Linked DNA regions of Homo sapiens: all the other regions are linked to region 1. Evidence: chromatin loops called from intact Hi-C (ENCODE). Cell type or tissue: mammary epithelial cell. All regions are shown on one strand. Each heading gives the region's core, and the rest is flanking DNA. Links, peaks and the distances in the headings are about the cores only. Region 1 overlaps LINC02943 (long intergenic non-protein coding RNA 2943). Region 2 overlaps ETS2-AS1 (ETS2 antisense RNA 1). Region 3 has its middle 17 kb from the start of ETS2-AS1.

Region 1 (7,672 bases), core at 3,336-5,835:
CTTGAAATCAGTCTCTCTCTCCTCTGTCTCTACATACATTTTATACACACACACATGCACATTTAATATATATTTATAAAATATACATTGTATATATACATAATAGTAATATATATTCATATATAAAAAAGTAATCCATAGATATACACATTTAATATATATTTATAAACAATAGTAATATATATTCGTGTATATGTGTGTGTATGTATGTGTGTGTATATGTGTATGTGTATATATATGATCAGAATGTGTATATGTACACACACATTTAATATATATTTATAAAGTATACATTATATTTTATATACATAATAGTAATAGATGTATTTGTATGTATGTTTATGTGTGTGTATGTATATATGTGTATGTGTGTGTGATGTGTATATACATGATCAGAATGTGTGTATATATACACATTTAATATATATTTATATAATGTATATTTTATATATATTTATATACATAATAGTAATATATATTTGTGTGTACGTATGTGTGTTTATGTGTGTATGTACCTATGTGTTATGTGTGTATGTGTGTATATATATGTATGATGTGTATATACATGATCAGAATGTGTGAATACATACACACACACATATATATGAAATTGATCTGTTTTTCTGGTAGAACCTGACTGATACACATAGTAAAGGTAAACTTGATGATACATTTCATTAATAAAGTGCAAATTCAATGGTATGTTTCCCACTATGAAGGTAGGAAAAAAATAATCATTCTTTAATGGAGGGGGTTGATCTATTTTTGCTTCTTCTGCCTTCATCCCAGAGGGTCATTAAGAGACACCAAGGCTTCTGTTGACACAAATTCTTTGGAATGTGTAGCTGTCCCTCCCCATCCCTCGAGCTTTGGATGGGCCTGGGCTGCATGTTCAGCCATGATTCCCAGGGATGAATCAAGGACTCAAGGCATTGTGGGTGATTGCCTGATTCCAGCTCTGCAGGCAGGATTATTCCTTGTTCTCCATACCCTAGCGGGGCTTGGGGAAGATCCAGTGATGTGTTTAGGCATTATTCATCCTTGCTAATGGATAAGTCATCTCACGCAGATGACAGAGCTTGTCTGGGGAAGTAACTTCATGGGCTCAGAAGAAAGTTATGAGCCATGTCAAGTCTGAGCCTTAAAGTAAATTGCCCGGTTGGCTTTCAGGCTCAATGCCAGGAAGGGGACAGCATAGGCAATGGGGGCTGGGTCTTTTCACAGACATTCTGTTGAGCAGCCTCAACACCTGCTTGTAGGAACACAGTCCAACAAGTGTTTCTCTAAATTCTCACAGGCAGAATTCACTGTGCAATTTGGCTGACGGCCTAGGGGACTGGAAGAGGATTTCTGTGAACCAAGGTGGCAGGGGACAGGAAGAGCTGCCACTGGCTCGGTTCAGAGGCCCTGAACAGAGGGAATGCCTTCTGATGCCTGTCATCATGGCTAAGGATACAACTTAAAAGGGAATGGAGGAGATATAGGAGACCTGGACCAGGGGCCTTGGTTCCAGGAAAGAAAAACATTCATAAATTTTAGTTGCTGTTGCAGGATTTAGGCTCCAAACTTAAAGTGGAGTGAAGATTAGTCCAGATAGTTGAGCCCTAGCCAAGAGCTGGTTCCAATGAAGGCCACGTCAATATCATAAAATTAACAATTGCACCACTGTCATCACATGCCACCAGAGGCTGGGCCCAGTGGTCTCTCCTTTCCAGCCTCCACTTAGTGTTTAAGGCCAAGGGCTGAAGGAGGGTGTGGATTCATGTGGAGAGGAAAGAAGAGAATGAACATTTTCCTGGAAGAGATCAACTCTAACCCACTGATGCTCACAGAGGCCCTACACTTGTTCCAGTTGCTAAACCTCTGCCTAGGGTTGCCAGATTTAGCAGATGCCTGTAAAAAGTGGTGCTGGCACAACCAGACACCCACATGCAAAAGCATGAAGTTGGACCTCTTCCTTACACCGTATACCAAAATCGATCATAGGCCTAAGTGTAAGAGCTAAAACTATAAAACTCTTAGAAGAAGACATAGGAGTAAATCTTTATAACCTCGGGTCATGAAAAGCCTTCTTAGCTATGACACCAAAAGCACAAACAATAACAATAAGGCCAGGTGTGGTGGCTCATGCCTGTAATCCCAGCACTTTGGATGGCCGAGGCGGGTGGATCACTTGAGGTTAGGAGTTCAAGACCAGCCTGGCCAACATGGCAAAACCCTGTCTCTACTAAAAATACAAAAATTAGCTGGGCATGATGGCACGCCTGTAATCCCAGCTACTTGGGAGGATGAGGCAGGAGAATCTCTTGAACCTGGGAGGCTGAGGTTGCTGGAGTGCACTATTGCACTCCAGCCTGGGCAACAGAGTGAAACTGTCTCTCAAAACAACAACAACAACAACAACAGCAACAACAACAACAAGAAATAGATAAATTGGACTTTATCAAAATGAAAGAGTTTTGGGTTTCAAAGGAGACCATCAAGAAAATGAGAAGACAGCCCACAGAATGGGAGGAAAGATTTGCAAGTCATATATCTGATGAGGTCTAGTATCCAGAACATATAAAGAACCCTTAAAAATCAATAACAGAAAGATAAACAACTCAATTAAGAAACAAGCCAGGGATCTGAGAAGATTTTTTTTTTTTTCCAAAAAAGATACACAGGCCAGGTGTGGTGGCTCATGCCAATAATCTGAGCACTTTGGGAGGCCAAGGCAGGTGGATCACCTGAGGTTAGGAGTTGGAGAGCAGGCTGGCCAACATGGCAAAACCCCATCTCTACTAAAAATACAAAAAAATTAGCTGGGCATGGTGGTGCGTGCCTGTAATCCCAGTTACTCAGGAGGCTGAGGCAGGAGAATTGCTTGAACCTGGGAGGCGGAGGTTGCAGTGAGCTGAGATCGTGACGCCGCACTCCAGCCCGGGTGACAGAGCAAGACTATGTCTCAAATTAAAAAAAAAAAGAAAAGAAAAAGAAGATACATAAATGACCAATAAGCACATGAAAAGATGTTCATTAGCCATTAGAAAAATGTAAATCAAAATCACAATGAGATACCACTTCACACCACCAGGATGTCTATCATGAAAAAACCAGAAACTAATAAATGTAGTGAGGATGTGAAGAAATTGGAACCCTTGGATGTTGCTAGTGAGAATGTGTGTGTGTGTGTGTGTGTGTGTGTGTGTGTATATATATATATATATTTGAGATGGAGTCTCGCTCTGTCACCCAGGCTGGAGTGCAAGCTCTGCCTCCTGGGTTCACGCCATTCTCCTGCTTCAGCTTCCCAAGTAGCTGGGACTACAGGCACCCACCACCATGCCCGGCTAATTTTTTTTATATTTTAGTAGAGACGGGGTTTCACAGTGTTAGCCAGGATGGACTCAATCTCCTGACCTCGTGATCCGCCTGCCTTGGCCTCCCAAGGTGCTGGGATTATAGGCGTGAGCCACCGCGCCTGGCCGCATATATATATATTTTTAAAAAGTGCAGCTGCTATGGGAAACAGTTTAGAAATTTCTCAAAATGTTAAACATAGAGTTTCCATGTGACCCGGAAATTGTATTCCTATATATATATATGCAAGAGAAATGAAAACATATGTTTACAAAAAACTTAAACACAAGTGTTTACAGCAGTTTTATTATAATAGCCAAAAAAGTGGAGGCAACCCAAATGTGCATCAACTGATGATTGGATAAATAAAATCTGTTGTATCCATACAGTGGAATATTATTTAGCAATAAAAAGGAATGAAGTACTGATACATATTACAACATGGATGAACCTTGAAAAAACATGCTAAATCAAAGAAGCCACTCCTGAAGACCACATGTTGTGTGCTTTCATTTATACAAAATGTCCAGAATAGGCCGATCTCTAGAGACAGAAAGTAGATTAGTGGATGTCAGGGCCTGGGGCTGGGGCTGGCATAGGGAGTGGGTGTGACTAATGGATGTGGATTCCTTTGGGGCTGATGAAAATGTTCTAAAATTGATTGTGGCGATGGTTGCACAACCTCGTGAATATATTAAAAAGCATTGAATTGTACGCTTTAAATGGTAGGGTTGAATAGTATGTAAATTATAACTCAGTAAAACTGTAAAAATATAGGATGACTTGTTAAATTAAATTTCAGATAACCAGTGCTAATTTTTTATTTTTTGCAATATATTTCAGATACATTTCTTGCAATATTTGGGATGTACTTATACTAAAAAATTAGTCATTGTTTATCTGTAATTCAGCTTTAACTGGGTGTCCTGTATTTTATCAGGCAACCTCATGCATGTCGACTGCATGTGAGAATGACTTTAAGAATCATCCCCTCCAGGGCTCCTATCTTTTTATCCCTGTAGGGAATTTACTATCAGAGGCTGTATCACGGCTGTGGCTCCTGAGCTCGGAGGCCCTATTGTGGCTCCTGTTCTCTGAAAGCCCCACCTTGAGGCGTTTCCCTGGTAACCTCCAAACAACTCGTCAACCAGCCTGCAGGCCAGGGAGGGTTTTCCCAGAACAGTGAATGACAGGACTTATAGGCTACAGGGAAACAACTGGATTCTTTTCTGCATGTTGTTCCCATGAGATGAGCTCCTCTTCCATGACGCCTTGATTGAAATCAAGGCAGATTCCTTTGTTCCTCTGGTGACTTTCTCATCATCAAAAATTCTCTGGGCATTTCATTCTCCATAAAGTCTCTCTCTGCTCAGTAATTAGTATGTCCAGCCTCATCTACTCATGAAAACTCCTCACCTCACTCAAAATAGAAGATTCTTTTCTTCCAGGGCCAGCTGCAGACAGAAAATATGCCTTGGGAATGGGGGGTTGGTTCTTGTCTTTTTACTTAGGATAGCTCTGATAAGGTTTGGCTGTGTCCCCACCCAAATCTCATCTTGAATTGTAGCTCCCATAATTACTGCGTGCTGTGGGAGGGACCTGATGGGAGGTAATTGAATCATGGGGGCAGGTCTTTCCCGTGCTATTGTTGTGATAGTGAATATGTCTCATGAGACGTATGTAAGACATACCTTTGCTTCTCCTTTGCCTTCCGCCATGATTTTGAGACCTTCCAAGCCATGTGGAACTGTGAGTCCATTAAACTTCTTTCTTTTATAAATTACCCAGTCTCAGGTATGTCTTATATTACCACCATGAAAACAGACTAATATAAGCTCCTTCCTCCTCTCCCCTCCCCCTACCTGTCTCCAGGGAGGGGAGGGGCCAGGAGAGGAAGGAATAAAGGAGCAGGACCGTTCCTTCTTTCTGGTACCAATATGGCACTGTCCTTGGAGGCTGTTTAAACAGATAGATGCTTTCTCATGTTCTGCACAAATTCGTGAGAATTTTTGTATTCCACCTCATACTGTAGTTGTTTGTTCTTGATATGCATATATTGATCACCAATTAAACACTTCACTCTTCTTCCCTCCATCGGAATCCCGCCCCTACCCCTAGATCTTCAGGTTGAATTCCTGCTCCAGGTATCAATGGCACAGTCATGCTGGCTCATCCCAGGGGTGGGTGGGAATTGTCCAGTTAGAGGAGCATTGAGCTTGCTCTTGGGACATATGATCCCTAGAGAGTCATTCTTGTGGCCTGGTGGCCCAGGCTACATGGAGGTCTTTTGCTGTTGGGTGCCAGTCTGCATCACATGTATACACACACACACACACACACACACACACACACACACACACTTTATAGAGTGCAATGCTGTTATCTGATGTTTGCATTGCACTGAGCCTGCTAATAACCTCCAGGAAAAAATGCTGTTCTCTGCTCATGGAGGTCCTAAAAATATTGCCTGGCAATGGCTTCTCTGGGACATTCAGAAGGTGGGTTGGTACTGTGTCATCTGACCTTCCCTCCTTGAAATGCATGCTTGCTCAGGAAGAGAAGACTCAGATGTCCTTTCCAGCTGCCAGGGCCTGGGGCATTCTGCAGAGAATTGTTCTGGAGCATTTCCTGGAATAGTCACCTCCTCAGATGAGTACAGAGGGGCTGCGGAAGAGGCACAAAGTCAGCATTGCTACCACTGGGACTGAAGGGTGAATGTCTAGGAACCAGCATGATCAGAGACACCACACAAATGCAGGGGAGACCCCCGGCGCCGAGGTCAGGGGTAGGTGCTATGAGGAGTGGCGGGGACATGGGCAGGCCTGGGTCCACTGCCGTGTACAGACACGTCATTCACAGAAGCCGAGAGGTGGAAGCAACCCAAGTGTCCTTTGACAGATGAATGGAGAAGCAAGATGTGGTCCATCCACGTAATAATATTATTCAGCCTTGAAAAAGAAGGAAATGCTGACACATGCTGCAACATGCATGAACCTTGAGGACATTATGATAAGTGAAATAAACCAATCACAGAAAACCATATATATGATTCCACTTGTATGAGGTTCCTGGAACAGTCAAATCCATAGAGATAGAAAGTAGAATGGTGGGTGCCAGGGGCTGGGAGGGAAAGGGGAATGATTAATGGATACAAGTTTCAGTTTGGGGTGATGAAAAAGTTCTGTGGATGGATGGTGGTGATGGCTGCCCAACAGCCTGAATGTGTTTAATGCTGCTGAACTGTGCACTTAAAACGCTTAAGATATAAATTTTACGTTAAGTATAATTTACCACAATAAAAAAGGTAAAATAAAAAGTAGAAAAAAAACTTGAAAATATTAAAAAAAAGACACTGTGAGGCACGACTTCCTCACTTCCTCACCCCACACATGGAAAGTTCTGGAAGCTGGATTGCACTGTGTCCGTCTGTTCCAAGGCCCACAGGTGGGACTACTCTTCTTTGTTGTCTTTCATTTTTCAAAACCTAGCTCAGATTTCCCTTCCCTCTGAAAGCATCTTTGGGTCTCTTGACTGGGAGCTGCTGCCTTTGGCACGTTCTCATGGCCCCTTGTTTCTCCAGGGTGAAGTCTGCTATGTTTCATTTACTCGTTTGCCCGCCTGCCTTCCCCCTGAGACCCAGGGACCCTCTTAGGCAGGCTGGGTCTTGTTCACCTTTGTGTGTGGCTCCATGCTCTGCATAGAACTGAGTGCACCAGTCATGTCGGTGCTGCTTCTTGGGTTCCTCTCCAACCGTATGTAAAAATCAGGCCCTTTGGGAGGCTGAGGTGGGTGAATCACGAGGCCAGGAGTTTGAGACCAGCCTGGCCAACATGGTGAAACCCCGACTCTACTAAAACTACAAAGAATAGCTGGGCGTGGTGGTGGGCACCTGTAATCCCAGCTGCTTGGGAGGCTGAGGCAGGAGAATCGTTTGAACCTGGGAGGCAGAGGTTGCAGTGAGCCAAGATCACGCCATTGCACTCCAGCCTAGGTGACAGGGTGAGACTCCATCTAAAATTAAAAAAAAAAAAAAAAAAATCAGGCCCTGCCTATCTGTGAATCCCAGGAGCTTTTGCATGAAATCACTTGGCCATGTGAAGTCCCACCCCTTGCATTTCAAATTTTCTCCTGTGGTGAGAACACCTATGACTCCGATGAACTGAGAAAAATGATTTCTGCTTTGCAAGAGAACCAGTATATTAGAAGATTATGTCTTTCACAGCTGGGAGCAAGTCTTATTTTCCTCTTGTTCCTATCTTTCATTGATTTGAAGTCTCAATATTCTTTTGGGAATATTTTAAGTCTACAGTGTTCTGAATGTGGAATAGAT
Region 2 (7,672 bases), core at 2,313-4,812, 130 kb after region 1:
TTGGTTAAAATAGGCTCAGTTCCTTCCCTCCCTCCCTCCCTTCCTTCCTTCCTTCCCTCCTTCCTTCTCTTCTTCCTTCTCTTCCTTCCTTCCCTCCTTCCCTCCTTCCTTCTCTTCTTCCTTCTCTTCCTTCCTTCCCTCCTTCCTTCTCTTCTTCCTTCTCTTCCTTCCTTCCCTCCTTCCTTTTCTTCCTTCCTTTCTTCCTTCTTCCTTCCTTTCTCTCCCCTCCCTTCCCTCCCTCCCTTCCTTCCTTTTTCTCTTCCTTTTCCCTCTCTCCTTCCATCCCTCTCTTCCCCCTTTTTTCTTTCCTCAATCCTTATTTCTAACTAAAAGGCCAATAAAACAAACAAACAAAAACACATAAATTTCAATAACCTTATAGGCATCCCTTCAATTAGGTCAATAAGTAACCAGATCATCATTTGATTTTTCTAAGGTACATAGAATTGTATTGTGGAAAAACAAATCCAAGGGCAAAGAGAATGCCTACTGTGGCTCATTGTTTTGCGGCAACATCTCATTTAATCTTTACAGCAAACCTACCAGGGAGGTGCCATTACTATTGTTTGTTTAGAGGTGGGGACATGAGTCTAGAAGGGTTTAATCAGCCTGAGGTCCTTTGGTGGGTAGATGACAGAAGCAGATTTGAACTCCTGGGCTCTTGATACTATAGTCAGCTGCCACTGATTGAAAATACCAATTCACACCTTCTAACAAGAATGCAAGATTGACTTGGCTGTGCAAAATATGCATTACATTGTGCCAATAAAGAGTTCACCTAAGTTGTCCAACCTAGCATTTTAAGTCACTTGACCTAAATACAATGCACCCAGTTAAACTGTCCTTGAAAATGACACATCTACCCTAGTTTGTGCCTGGTACTACAATGTCCATAGTAGCATTTAGGAAATGGTTTTAGTTACAAATCCCAGTTTTAGGAAAAATGAAGATGGATAAGCTTTCCAATGAAGGGCTCAGGACAAAGTTGAGGGTCCTGCTCGTTCTCTCTTCTGAAGTTGTTCCCTTCTGAGGGTGTGTTTTGTACAGCTGCTTCTGTTGCTCTGTGTCTTTTTGGCTTCAGATTTTTAAAATCTTCTCTTTAATCCCTGAAAACAAAAGGTAAGCGTATGTCTCTGTGCTTCGTAGCATGTGTCCAAATAATCACCGAGACAAGCAGCTTGCTCAAGCTGTGAGTGAAGAAGCCAGGCTGGTTTGTGTTGCCCTTGGTTTGGGGTTGGACAGTTTCTCTTTTAAACCTCTTCCTAGATGTTGGGATCCCAGGCAGCGATGGGGTCAGAGAAAGCTGCCTCTAAGAGTCAGGTTCTTCTCCACATCCAGACAATGACTGAAACAAATCTTTCTAGCTCCAAAGGCCAAGCTTTCAGAAACCAAGTTGTGCTGTATGTGAGCCCTTTCACGATGGGAGGAATGCCTGCTTCCAAGTAGGGGTTTGAGGAGGAAAGAGATTCAGCTCCGGACCAGCCATTTCTTTTTTGGAGGAAATATATGTGTGTGTGTGTGTGTGTGTATATATATATATATATATATATTTGTGTGTATATATATATGTGTACACACATACACACACATATAGAAATACAGGACATCAAAGCTCTTTCATTTGGGAAGAACTTTCCCTTTGCCATTCCATTAGCATAAAAACAAGCTCCCTGTTGGCTGTTAAGTTCATACTGTGTGTGAACTTTGAGATACAGAAGGATTCATCTGTGTGATGCATTACAGAGATCTTGCCTGGGAGTGAGGACTGTTGATATTGTAAAAATGCACCACTCCTAGAAGGGAGGAACAAAGGAACTCGGTCCAAGAGCCTCTCTGAGACCTCTTCTCCCTTCTCTGTCAGCACAGGAAAAGAGAGTGGAGGGGCTGCTGCCCCAGGAAGGCTGGGCCCACCCCTCCTCACAGGCACCCTGATGCCTGTTCAGCTTGGCTCTCTGGATGACAGGCAGAAGGTAACATGATGCCACCAGCCACCGGCCACCCTCTCTTCCTCCTTCCTTAACCCTTCAGCACCTAGAGAGCTGGTCCTTGACTTCCGACCTCACTTGACCCCTTCCCTGACACAGAAGCAGGTTCCTCGGCCGGGTCATCTGGGACACACTGGCCCTTGCCCTCTCTTGAATTTGCCCTGTGCCCTGAGGTGAGCGTTGACCTCTCTCCTCTCTGACAGGGAGAACCAAGCCACCCCAGCTGCCTCAGAGGTGTGGGTGGCTTAATGAGTCAATGTTGGTGAAGTTCTTTGAAGACACAAAGTGCTCCGTAAAAGCTGGTTCCCATCTTGCTGACAAAGGCGCTCCCTGAGCTCTGGCCCTTCTGATAGAGAGTGGGCTTCTGTGGTCCTTCCTCCCTTCTTCTTTATGGATGACGTAAATAGCTCCTCTCACTTACATTCTCCATGGGTGAGAACGCATGAGGAGAGAGAGACAGGGAGGGAGAGACAGAGAGACAGAGAGAGACAGGGAAGGAGAGAGAGAGAGGGGTGTGTGGGATGTGTGTGAAGTGTGGTGTGTGTGGTGTGTATGTGGGTGTATATGTGGTGCATGTGTTGTGTGTGATGTGTGTGCTGTGTGTGATGTGTTTTGTGTAGTGTGTGGTTTGTGTAATGTGTTTGTGTGGTGTGTGCAGTGTGTGGTTTGTGTTGTGTGTTGTGTATGTGGTGTGCGCTGTGTGGTTTGTGTGGTATGTGGCATGTGTTTGTATGTGTGTGGTATGTGGTATGCATTTGTATGTGTTGTGTGTGGTATGTGTTGCATGTTGTGTGTGGTATGTGGTGTGTGTTGTGTATATTGTGTGTTGTATGTGGTGTATATTGTGTAGTTGTGATGTGTGTTGTATGTTGTGTGTGGTTTGTGGTGTGTGTTGTGTGTGGTTTGTTGTGTATGTTGTATATTGTGTGTTGTGTGGTATGTTGTNNNNNNNNNNTTGTGGCGTGCGTGGTTTGTTGTGTGTGTGTTGTGTTGTATATTGTATGTTATGTGGTGTGTGTAAGTTGTCTGTAGTGTGTGTTGTGTATTGTGTGTTGTATATGTGTTGTGTATTGTGTCTAGTATATTGTGCTTGTTTGTAGTGTGTGTTGTATATTGTGTGTGGTCTGTTGTGTGTGTTGTGTGTATGTGTTGTATGTTGTTTGTGTTGTCTGTTGTGTTTGTGTTGTATGTGTTGTGTGTTGTATTTGTGTTGTATGTGTTGTGTGTGTTGTCTTTTGTCTGTTGTGTGCATGTGTTGTGTGTTGTGCGCAGTGCATGTTCGCCCTCCCTCCCTGGCAGCAGGGCTACCTGGCTGCGGTGCTCACTGCCCTGGGCGGTGGGCGGAGCGGTCCCTGGTGGGAGGGGACAGGGCTCTCCCGCAGGTGACTCCTGCAGCCTGAACTTTTGTTCTGGGAAGGCCACCCACGCTCCCCGCTCCCCGGCAGGCCGCCAGAGCCAGGGCCGCACGCCCACGCGGGAATCAGCCAGGCCGACATGAAAGCAATGCGCTTCCAAACTGGCAGAGGATTTAATTTTTTTTTTTTTCTTTCTCAAACAGCCCCAGTTGCTTCTCTTCTCCACGGTGATTTCTGCATACTTTATCCAAACCCCCTCCCCACCGCTGTTCAGTTTCTGGCTCCTCTTCCTGCCCGTGCTCTGAGGCCAGCTGGGGGCCTCCCAGGTGACTCCTGCTGCTGCTGTCACTGGACCCTGACGCTGTGCCGCACCCGAATTCCTCCGAATGGAGCCTTGGCCAGAGCAAGGCGTGCCGTGTAGAGGAGCGGATCTGAGCCTGGCAGGAGATCGCTAAAACCTTTGCCCTTCACACAAACGCGGAAGCACGGGGCGGGTGCTGAAGAGCCAAGCAAGTGTCCCCCATTTCCTTCCAAGGCAGAGCAGCAGCCCAGGGAGGCCCAGTTTCCATCGCGGCAGAAGGGCAGAAGAGTGGGGGAGGTCCCAGGACCACAGCCCAGGGGACACTCAGGATGCGCCAGGAAGGACATGGCAGACAGGCCCTTTAGGTGGAAAAGCAACCCTCAGCTGCCCAGAGAGCGGCCCCTCCAGGCCCTCCCCGCCGTCTGCAAAGCTCTTCAGCTGGGAGAGGAGGAAAGGGTTTGTTCTTGACCTCCTTCCTTTCCTTTCTTCTCCACTGTCCACCAGAGAGCAGGAAGACAGGCTGATGCTCTTGTTAAAGATGAAGGCATAATTCACATGCCATAAAATTCACCATTTTAACCATTTTAAGGTGCACAGTTCAGTGGTTTTGAGTGCATTACATTGTTGGGCAACCATCAGCATGGTCTAATTCCAAAACATTTCTGTCACTCCAAAAAGAAATCTTGTACCCATTAGCAGTCACTCCCCATTTCCCCCTACCCCCCAGCCCCCCGGCACCCACGAAGGTGCTTTCTCTGTTTCGAGGGATCTTCCTATTGTGGCAAATCCTCTGAATGGAATCATACAATATGTGGTCTTCTGCCACTGGCTTCTTTCACTGACCATAATTTTTCAAGGTTCACCCACGTTGTAGCATGCGTCAGCGCTTCATTCCTTTCCATGGCTGGACTGTATTTCATTGTATGTCTGGACCACATTCTGTTTCTCTAGTCATCAGTTGATTACTTACTTTTCAGGGCCCACTTAGCCTTTCTTCCCAAGGGCAGGGGCTCTGTTGTCCACTGTTTTGGAGTCTTCCAGCAGACTTGATGGAGTGTACCAGTGGTTTCCTTGCTGGGCAAATAACCAGAGGGTCCCTGGGTACGGGAATCTCTGAGTCCTGATCTTTGGCTCTGCTGCAGACCAGGTCACTGTATGATCTTTTAGCAGCCTCTTTACCTCACCTGGCCTCAGTTTCTTCATCTGAAAAATGAAGGGCTTGAAGCAGATGGTCTCTAACACTTCTCCTGGCCCAACACTTTAAGATGTTTCAGCAAAGCAGTGAAGAAGCAGCCTTCTGTGACCTTTCTGAACAAGGCAGAGGAAAGCAAGCTGTAGGCTGACATAGTTAGGTGATTCCATAACAAAATTGCGCTGTAAACAATCATCTGGATCAATCGACAGAAGGCACTTGCAACAGGTTCCCAGATGACAGAAAACTATAGGAATGACAGGGAAGGAATGATGGGGCAGATTAAAATGGAGAAATTTAACAGGGACAAATGTAAAAGTCGGACATTTTGCTCCAAAGTTCAACAGAACAGCTACCTGCTTTGTTGGATATGTTCAGGCAGTGTCCTTTATAAGAGTTTGATTGACTCTAAATGAATCTCATTATGAGTCACCATTGGGACAGGCTGCCAAAAGGCCAATGTGACTTCAGATTAAATCAATAGAGGTCTACTGGCTGAAACAAGGGAGGTGACATTATTGAGTCCATCCCTGGTGTATGTAGCTGCTACCCTCTGAGAAGGAGGCCCCCAATAGGAAAAGCCAGAGGGAGGATGGATAAGACATGAAGAGCTCTAGAACCATGGTTTGGTAGTAGGAGGGGCTCAGGGTTTGGGTCTTTAAAAGATAAGACAGAGAGTGCTGTTCACATCTGTGAAGGAACATGGCATGAGAAGGGGAGTTGACTTCCACCATGGGGACCTGCAGGGTGACTGGGGCTGGAAGATGATCAATTGTGACCCAGGACCAGGAAGAACTTCGCAGCAACAAAAGTCACAGGAAATGGAAAAAACTCCTGGTGAAGAACACAGACAGACACGGGGCTCCACTCATTAGGGGCGTGACTGGGGAGACCAAGTCACGACTTCGAGGGTCCTTTTCATCTTTGAAATAAAATGAATTGTGCTTAGATGGGGTGGGGCAGGGAGGTAGGGAAGCACCAATCACAGAAGAGTCGTAGGTACCTGGGATCAGCCTTCACTGGGTCCTGCCAGCAAAAGAATAGCTGCCCCTGCCCCAGTTTAGAGTTTAAATGCAAACTCTAAATGTTTAGTACCTGAAACTCCCAGAGGTAAATTACTTTCTGAGGCAATTGTGCATTCATCTGAGGCAATCAGCTATCTCTAAATCCACCTAAGCCCTCATTTGAATCAGATCGGGTGATTCACAGCAATTTGATGTCACTTTGAAAGCTGGTTTGTTGCCAAAACACCAGCCTGGTGCCCTTGATGACAGCCAGGCACAGGGCTGGGTTCTGCCTGGAATTGAAGAGGCTGGTGGGTGGGGGCGTCTTTGGCACCTTAAGAATTTTGAGAGGAGAGAAGGGAGCCCTGTGGCTGCTTTATGGTGTTAGGTCTGTAAACTGCCTAATTTAGCACAAATGCCTTTCTTCATCCAGGTAGCCTCGGGCTTTCTTCCACAAGCGAAGTGTGTGGCCAGTGAGTCAGATGACCTGCTCCTTCTGGAGATGGCTGGTGCCATTCTCAATGTCAGTGGTCGCTTCTTACAGATCCCGATAGATTCAGGCCTCAGGTAGCCAAACAGGGCATCCCATGGCCCCGGCCAGGTTCTGTAGAGGCAAATGTTCAAAAGGGAGTGGCTCTGACACCATTGTCCATGCTCCTCCCTGCCTTGCTTGAGCGACAAGTGTGGCTGCTTTTAGGAAGTGGGGCTTGCTTTGGGAGAACTGCCTCTCGAAGGACTCACACCTATAATTCCCTGTTGTTGTCTCTGGAAGTCTGCAGCTGCCTGGTCCTTAGGGTGAAAAGCAGCTGGGGAAGCTGGAGCCACACATTCCAAAGGGCTTCAGGGACAAAAGCACCCTGAATTTAGGAAACAAAAGACAGGTGGAGGAGGAAGCATCCAGCAACCCCCTTGTAATCTCAAAAACTGACTCACGCCGGTGCCGGCCATAGGGCTGCCACGGTATATGGCTCAAGGAAGCCCAGGCTCTCCTGGGAGGTTCTAGCCATTGTTGAGCCTGTGAAGGAAATGTGTCAGGCCAGCCCTTCCTCACTTTCTTGATTTAGCAGGCTGGAGCTAGCTGTAAATGCTGATCAATTCCAGTTGCCAGACTGGAGCTGTAGCAGCGACCTGGGTGATCTCAGAGCCCCATCCCCTCATCTGTCACGGGAGAACTTGGCCCCGGAGCACACTCCAGATATCTCGCTCAGAATGCAGTTCTGAGCATCAAACACACAGTTCATGTTCCTGACTCTGTTGGCTTTGGGACACTCTATTGGCTTTGGGACACTTTCAGGATGTTCTTGCAAGCTACTCACTGTGGGCCTCAGAGTCTGACCTGTCCAGAACTGCTGGTCTGCAAGGGGGCCTGTTCTTGGGGGTTCCTGGGGACCCCCACCCCAGGGACCACCCAGTGGTTGAGGGAGGGAGAATTGGTCATGAACTATGGATGATGCCAGCACAATATCAGATGTCATCACCCCGCATGGCCTAGGTACTCGCCTAAACAGACATCAGCACAGAATTTTGGGTGAGGGGGTCTTCCTGACCACGCTTTCACTCCTCAGAAACCTCTACTGCCTGGTGCTCCTTCCTCAACTTGTCCCAGAAACAGTGGCGTCAACTAAAGAGAAAGCGGGAAGGCAGGTACCTTCGGCAGGGATCTGGCGTTGGAACCTCTGCCCCGAACGTTGAAGCGCTGCTGTCACAATCACCTCATTCTGTCCCAGGACTTCCTCCTCAGCCTTTCCCCAGTCCATTTCTGAGCTTTGTGCCCTGTTCCCACCTCCCATAGCCTTTTCCCTCCTGCTGAGATAGGAGAACCGCCAGGAATGTAA
Region 3 (7,672 bases), core at 2,479-4,978, 92 kb after region 1:
GTGCCACAGCTGGGTGGCTTCAAACAACAGACATTTCTTCTCTCCCAGTTCTGGAGGCTAGAAGTCTGAAGCTAAGGTGTGGGCAGGGCCCTGCTCCCTCTGAAGAAGAGTCCCTTCCTTGCCTCTTCCAGCTTCTGGTGGCTCCAGGCATTGCTTGGTTTGTGGCTGCGTCACTCCATTCTCTGCCTTCACATGGCCTTCCCCTCTGTGTCTGTGTCTTCTCTGCTGTCTCTTATAAGGATGCCTGTAATTGACTTTAGGGCCCATTGTGTAATCCAGGGTGACCTCATTTTGAGATCTCAAACTTAGTTACATCTGTAAACTCTCTTTTTCCAAATAAGGTCACAGTCAGAGTCCAAGGGTTAGGACAGGGATGATCTTTTGGGGAGGAACCATTCAACCCACTCCAGCTGCCTTGCTTGGGGTAGCTACTGTTAAAAACTCTCTACTCAAAGCCTCCCAGGGGTTTTACCAAGAAATCTTATCACACTCATTTTAACATGAGTCATGCCTGAAATAACTGCAGTGTAGAAAAGTAGCATCTTGAGAAACATAATAAAGAATTCTGTTCTGTTCTGTTCTGTGGAAAATGGCTCAGGGCAGTGGTGCAAAACCCAGGTTAATCATCTCCGAGGTTAACTCAAGTAGCACCTCCTAGGATGTTTGCTTTGGAAGGGTTTGCATTTGAGGGTTGAGCTTAAATTGCTTCTTCATCTCCGATGATCACTCCATTGCTTGTTTAAAAGGCATCAATACTCAATCAAGTTAGCTGGAATGGGTTGAATTGTGGCCCCCCAAAAAGCTACGCCCACATCCTAACCCTCGGACTCTGTTTGAAGTTTGGGAGTGAGGAAGGAAAACTTTCTTCCATGTTGGGCTGTTGTAATTTCTATTTTTACTCTGATAGGCCCTGTATAATAAGCCCCTGAAAACTTTGAGACTTACCGTTTACTCATTCCTAATCATGATCTGAAAAACAGACTGTCTTTAGAGAACACAAGAATCAGTTTATAATTTGTGCTTCTACACATTGTTCTCCCACCTGGGAGCAAGGGGGCTTGGCCAGCAGACAGGACTGGTGTGTGTACTCATGACAGGCATAGGAGAAGAGGCAGGTGGCAATCCACGGCTCCTGTATCAGCTTGAATCCTCCACCGAGTGTCTCTTCCTGTTGGTAAACAGAGATAACAGCCTAATCCTGGGGCTGCTGGGAATGACACTGCCACAGCTCTGGGCACCTGTCAGCCAAGGACAGATGGCGACCACTGCCACCCACAGTCTGTCCCAGGGAGAATTTATGGTGAGACTCCTGGGGTCTGGGAACATCCATCCATGGGCTGATGTTGAGGGTATGCCCCACCTGGAGGAATCGTAGAGTCTTTCTGTCAGTAACATCCCCATTGACACCTAGCTAGACCCTGGCCTCTGCTCCCACTCCACCATGTCCATCTCTTACTCCATCATCCTACACCTCAATGATGTCAACATTCCTCTCCCTGCTCCCTCTTGGCCTCAAAGTGTGTCTGGCAAAAAGCAAGTCCAGTCATGACTTTCCTTTGCACAGAGCAGTGAGTGCCATCCCACTCAGAGGCAAAGTCAAGGTGCTCCTGGTGGCCACCTGGCCTCAGTGTACCTGCCTCACCTCTCACCTGCTCGTCCCCATTTACTCCATGCCCACAGCCACACGGCTCCCAGGATCAAGCTGGCCCTACTTCCCCCTAGGCCCTTCCCACTCCCTCTGCGTAGAAGGACCATTTTCCCCCCAGGTAACCACAGAGCTCCCTCTGCACCTTCTCTCCCTGTTTGCTCTAAGATCACCTTTCCACCAAGGCAACCCCTCCACCCGCACCGCCCCCCCAGCTGTCTTTACCCCATAACTCTTAGAGTTTCCTTATCTGTTTCCTCTCTGTCTCCACCTGTAGAGTGGAAGCTCCAGGGAAGAAGGGATTTTTTGGGTTTTATTTTGTATTTGGCAGCTACTTCCCCAGTGCCTACAGTGGTGCCCCATGCTCCATAAGCCTGGGGGAATATTTGTTGAATGAATGAATGAGTGCAAGAAAGAATTAAAAGCAGCATTTGCTAAGTGTCCTGTCAACCCATCTGTTCAGAAATGGCTTTGGCATTTCTGTCTGAAATGAGTCACCTGCTTAGGGGCCTCACGATTCTTTTCTCCTCGCCCACAGAATTTATTTTTTAATGATGAAAGGCTGGATCATTTGAAATCACTGTGGGATGTGTGCTTTTCTAGCCCCGAGTGTGGCGCTGACCATGTAATTTTCCATGCACCAGTTTAAGAAAGCAGTAGATTTCCACCAAGAAAGAGGAAGGAGCTGGCGGCCAAGCCGGGAGTGGTATTTTACTGGGGAAAAACAGGGGTGGCTGATATACAAAGCAATCTGCAGGCTTGGTGCTGACACCATAGCCTTCCAGCGACCAGGTGCAGAAGCTCAATATAGAAAGCTCCAAAACGGAATGTTTATTACCTATTACCTGAGAAGTACACACTTTCAATTTGCCCTGCCCCGAAATGTATTTCTGGGAAAGCAGCCTTATCTCTAGCGTGGCTTGGTAGCAACAGCTCTGCTTAGTGTCATTATCTGGAGAGCAGCTGTCTACACTCACCTTTTAAAAAGGTGCTTCTAACAAACAAGCAATCTAATTTATTAAGCAAGCTGGCTTGGGCTGAGGGAGGAAGGCAGGTGCTTTCATTCAGCTTGCTCACAGGATATTGTTCTTACAGAGCTTCCCACTTGTTTGTTCTTTATTCCCTTCATTTCCCTGCTTAAGAGAGCTGTTTGCCCGGCACGCTGATTTACAGAACAGGGAGTGATCTGGATTTATCTGTGGGTTCACTGGCCTCCCACAGGGCTTATGGATGGTCTCAGTTTCAGCTGCATCACACGCTGCCTGATGAAATTGACAATATTCGGCCAAACACCAACTGCATGTGGTTCAACCTAAGGGTATTTTACATTGAAGGGCAAAGTTACAGATTTCAAAGCAAAAGACCCAAGTTCACATCTGATCACCTGCTAACTGGCTACGTAATCTTGGGAAAGTTCCTTGGTTTCTCTGATCATTCCTGGTCCTCATCTGTAAAACAGTTCAATTAATAGCCAGCTAGGAAGCCATGATGGGAAGCACTTGCGGCTGCTTATATAAAGCACTCAGCACAGTGCCTGGCACGAAGGAAGCTTTCAGTAAGTGGTTGGTGGTGCTTATTTGCGGCCATGGCTTATTGAGACTGGAAGCTGTGGGGACTCCGGTGCACGATGGTGGATGTTCCATGAATGCTGGCAAGAAGAGTGAGCATGGGGTGAGCTGAGAACTCAGAACTTAGCTTCTTAGATGCCTGCTTTGTGTATAGTTTTGCCCTGTCCTAAAGCCCAACGTGCACCGATGTTTTGCATCATTGTTCCTGTTGCATATGTTACTTATCACTCGTCATGAGCTTGTTTATATCCACCCACAGTCAGGGGTTCTCCTCCTCCCTCCTCTGCAGGCAAATCCATGTCTGGCTCTCCAGGCGAAGGGGGTGGGGTGAGTGGTGGACCAGGAGGTCCTGATGGGGTTGGCCTCAGCTTGCCCTGGGCATTCTGCAGCCTATGGCCTCTCCATAGCCACTTTGCCTTTTATCTCTGGCTTCTCCAGGCCTAGAACAGGATCTGGTTTTGTAGGCAGAATCAAATACACAATTTGCAGGGCCCACAGTACAAAAGGAAAATGCAGGACTCCTTGTTCAAAAATCGTTAAGAATTTCAAAATGGCAGCCACTGAGCATTAAACCACGAGCAGGGCCTTCTGAGGGCGCCCGCTGTGGCACTACCTGCAGGTGCCTGTGATGCCAGCCCTGTTGGTAGGCAAGAAATGTTTCTTGAGTTGAGCTAAATAAAAGTTAATTCAATGCACACAGATGCCTGGGTGCTCCCAATGTATCCTGCTGTTTTGCAGCAACATGAGTAAGTGTCAGGCTGAGGGACATGAGTCACTAACGTGACCTGAGCACTCGGCTCGTTGGGTGATGCTCAGCTCTGGCGTGGGTGTGATAGAGCCTCTAGAACATGCCTGTGCTTGGGCACCATCCCAAGAGATTCTAATTTGAGTTGATTGGGTCCACAGTACAAGGCGTTTCTTTTCTCCTCAGCAACAGTGACAGAATCATGGCAAACATGTTATTTTTTTAGCATTATTAATTTCCATTGTGGTAAAGTACACATAATGTAAAATGTTCCAACTTAACCATTTTTACGGAGAGTTCTATGATACTAGGTACATTCACACTGCTGTGCAACGATCCCCACTATCCATCTCCAGGCCTGTTTCTGTCTTGCAAAAGTGAAATTTGCTATGCGTGAAACCCTAACTCCCCATTCCCTACAGCCCCTGGCAAACACCATTCTACTTTCTGTCTCTATGGACTTCATTCCTCCAGGTGCCTCATGTAAGTTGAAATCATACAGTATTTGTCTTTTTGTGACTAGCTCATTTCACTCGGCAATATGCCGTCAAGGACTATCCATGGTGTAGCCTGTGTCAGAAGCGCTTTCCTTTTTAAGGCTGAATAATATTGCATTGTATGTAGAGACCACATTTTGTTTATCTATTCGCCTGTTTGCTTCCACCTGTTGGCTATTTTGGGCAAACGTATCCTTTTTATAGTAGTGTGGTTTGATTGCCAGTCCCACTCACAGATAGGAAAGTCGAGGCTAAGAGAGTGTGAGTAGCTTGTCCACACAAGCAGAGAAGGCTCCTGATTCTGAACTGTCTGCTTCCTGCCCCTTGCTCTCTTCACCTTTCCACACTTCCTTTTACTCCTGCAGAAGGGTGCTTGTTTTTTTGCATTGAGATAAGCAGTGAGTATTTACCTAATGACTGGCTGAGTAGTTTTCCTCCCTTTCATGCCCAGTGGATAAGCTGCTGCTGGTAGAAAATTGGATACACACAGGTGTCCCCTTATTGGAGTCTTGTGTTCACAACACGTGTGAGCACCTGGTTGCTTCAATGACAGGGTTTGCTCAGCAGGTGAAGAGGTAGCGGCACCCTGTGCTTCTCCAGGGCCTGACACAAGACATGTGGAGAGGACAGACACAGGGGAGGTCCCACAGCAAAAAACTGGTGGCTGTGAGGTCTGTAAAGCCATTAATTTCTACTAATTCCTTTCAAGTGTGGTGGGAAAAGCTGAACTTTGAGATTTCTACCCTGAACCCACCGTTCCTAACATGGGAAGTTGGTGTTCATGACTTATTCTCCCCAAGCCTTAGTTTCTTGATCTTCTCACCGTTAGACAGAGATGATAGTACCCACCTCAATGGGCTTTTGTGAATATTAAATCTGCAGTGAGGGTTAAGCTCCCAGGATACACCGGCACCCACCATCAAGACACACATATGTCTCCTGCTCTTATCTTTCTATTCTCCCTTGGAAGCATAAGTGTTTAATTTATTGTTTTAGTGTGTACATTTTGAAGAAAATGACCTGTTTTGTGGCCAAATGAATGGAAACTTCTCTTTATTCATTATGTGAAGAGGAGATTGGCTCTGTACGATCAACACACTTGTCGTTTCTTTTTGATATGAAAGACAGTGGGACATTATTTTTTCCAAAAGTTTTGAGACTGAAAGACAAACTTTTCTAAACCTACAAATGTGATAAAGTAGACAAAGAAAGGCAGGGGTTGGGGTCAGGTTTTCTAATGCATCATTAAAAAAAAGTCTATCTCTTTTGGACTTTCTTGGATGTGCTGCTCCTTTGATGACTCTGATGAGGACCTCATTGGGGAATGGAAATCTCTGGAATGAATTTTAAAAAAAGTGTGTGTTTTACTGGCATATTTCTAAAGTCCTTAAAGTACTTCTGTAATAACAATCTCTATGAAAGATCAAGTCCTACAACAGGGCAAACTGAGTTTTAGATAATCGAGCATGATCCTGTAATTGATGACGTCATTGATCCCTTTTGTGTTGCCTTCACTGGTCATTTTCTTGTTTTCTTTTTTTTTGAGATGGAGTCTCGCTCTGTTGCCCCAGCTGGAGTGCAATGGCACAATGTTGGCTGACTGCAACCTCCGCCTTGCAGGTTCAAGCAATTTTCCTGCCTCAGCCGCCTGAGTAGCTGGGATTACAGGCACCTGCCACCATGCCTGGCTAATTTTTGTATTTTTTAGTAGAGACAGGGTTTCACCATGTTGGCCAGGCTGGTCTCAAACTCCTGACCTCAGGTTAACCGCCCACCATGGCCTCCCAAAGTTCTGGGATTACAAGCATGAGCCATCGTGCCAGGCTCACTGGTCATTTTCTACTCAAAGGTGGGGAGAGGGATGTCCATTCCTCTCCTGGGCTATACTCTTGGGCCAGGACTCTGTCCACATATTTAGTGGCTCCAGCTGTGGCAAGGTGGTGTTGACAAGGCTTGTTGTGTCTTTGCATATTCCTGGTGACTTCGCTGCTGTGAACATCACCAGCCAGGGGATCTAAAGCACTGTTTAGACCTTTTGGTGTTGTTGAATGTCGTCATGTCAACTGTATAGTGACTGTAACATTGCTAGTCATGTCAGCCAAAGTGGATGCCAGCAGACCAGATGAAGTCACCCATCTGGCTCTGCAAGCCTCTGCCCATGTATTTAATCTGTCATAAAGATTTGCTAAGCTCCTGTCCTCAAATATCTTACTGTCAACACAAGTCACCAAATTACCCGTGAAACACACTGTGTGCCATGTGGACTTATAATTAGATTATCATAAGACTGGAAATTAGAGGAAGAAGTGGAAGGGCTGTGGGTGGTCAGGGAACACCTTGTGGGGAAGGAGGATAGAGTGCTGAGATCTGAGTGGGAAGATTTGGAAGGGAAAGAAAACCAGAGAGGGCTTTCCCAGCCAGGGAACTGGCATTGCCATAAGTGGAGAGGTGGGGCCAAGTCCAAGCTCTCATGGAATGTTGGGGTTCAGTAGAAGCTGGAGCAGGTACTCGGTGACCTGGGGTCCAGCATAGCCATGAGCTTGCTGAGTAAGCCTAGCCAAGTCACTAGATCTTTTGTGGCCTGGTTCTTCATCTATAGCATTGGAGCATGGAGGTATATACCCAAAAGAACTGTAGACAGAAACTCAAGTGCTTACACACTAATGCTCAGAGACACAGTAATTCGCAGTAGCCAAAAGGTGGTGGAAACAACCCCAATGTCCATCAATGGGGAGACGAATGTCTCCCTACAATAGATTATTATTCAGCCATAAAAAGGAATACCTCCTGATATGTGCTACAGTGTGGATGGACCTTGAAAACATTATGCTAAGTGAAAGATGACAGATCTAAAAAGGCACATATTGTCCGATTCCATTGATATGAAATACTAGAATAGGTAAACCTGTACCCACAGGAAGCAAATTGGTGGTGCTATGGGGTAAAGGGAGGAGGGACTGGAGATTGATTGCTTAATGGGTTTGGTGCTTATTGGGGTTGATGAAAATGTTTTGCAACTAGATAGAGGTGGTGGTCACACAATGTTGTGAATGTACCGAATCTTTCCTTTTAAAATGCTTAATTTTATGTTCAGCTCAGTTAAAAAAAATGGGGCATTGTATTAAATCCAAGCATTTCAGCTTTCCTCTGTGGGTCCTGAGGAATTCTGGGGAGAGGCCCCTACAGGGCAGGAGAAAGGTTTTACCTTCCCCTGTCC

The links. Peaks named below come from ENCODE experiments on the same cell type or tissue, not always from the same donor. Only the 100,000 strongest peaks of a DNase experiment are listed, where the experiment ranks them.
Region 2: a loop joins it to region 1, with 5 times the contacts of the local background. A loop is called at or near these places in 5 of 110 quality-filtered maps.
Region 3: a loop joins it to region 1, with 2.3 times the contacts of the local background. A loop is called at or near these places in 2 of 110 quality-filtered maps.

The regions. Positions count from the first base shown.
Region 1 is chr21:39,045,065-39,052,736 of GRCh38, reverse strand. All of the region lies in intron 3 of LINC02943 (long intergenic non-protein coding RNA 2943), which reads left to right. Among named protein-coding and RNA genes, the nearest start is that of LINC02940, 30 kb to the right of the region's middle. In mammary epithelial cell, for the core only: no CTCF peak of the experiment used is centred there; DNase peaks (open chromatin) are centred at 3,946 and 4,476; H3K27ac peaks cover 2,289 bases.
Region 2 is chr21:38,909,289-38,916,960 of GRCh38, reverse strand. All of the region lies in intron 2 of ETS2-AS1 (ETS2 antisense RNA 1), which reads left to right. Among named protein-coding and RNA genes, the nearest start is that of ETS2-AS1, 25 kb to the left of the region's middle. RefSeq lists enhancers at 1,540-2,040, 2,041-2,541. In mammary epithelial cell, for the core only: no CTCF peak of the experiment used is centred there; DNase peaks (open chromatin) are centred at 3,350 and 3,700; H3K27ac peaks cover 1,280 bases.
Region 3 is chr21:38,951,983-38,959,654 of GRCh38, reverse strand. No RefSeq gene overlaps it. Among named protein-coding and RNA genes, the nearest start is that of ETS2-AS1, 17 kb to the right of the region's middle. In mammary epithelial cell, for the core only: no CTCF peak of the experiment used is centred there; a DNase peak (open chromatin) is centred at 4,014.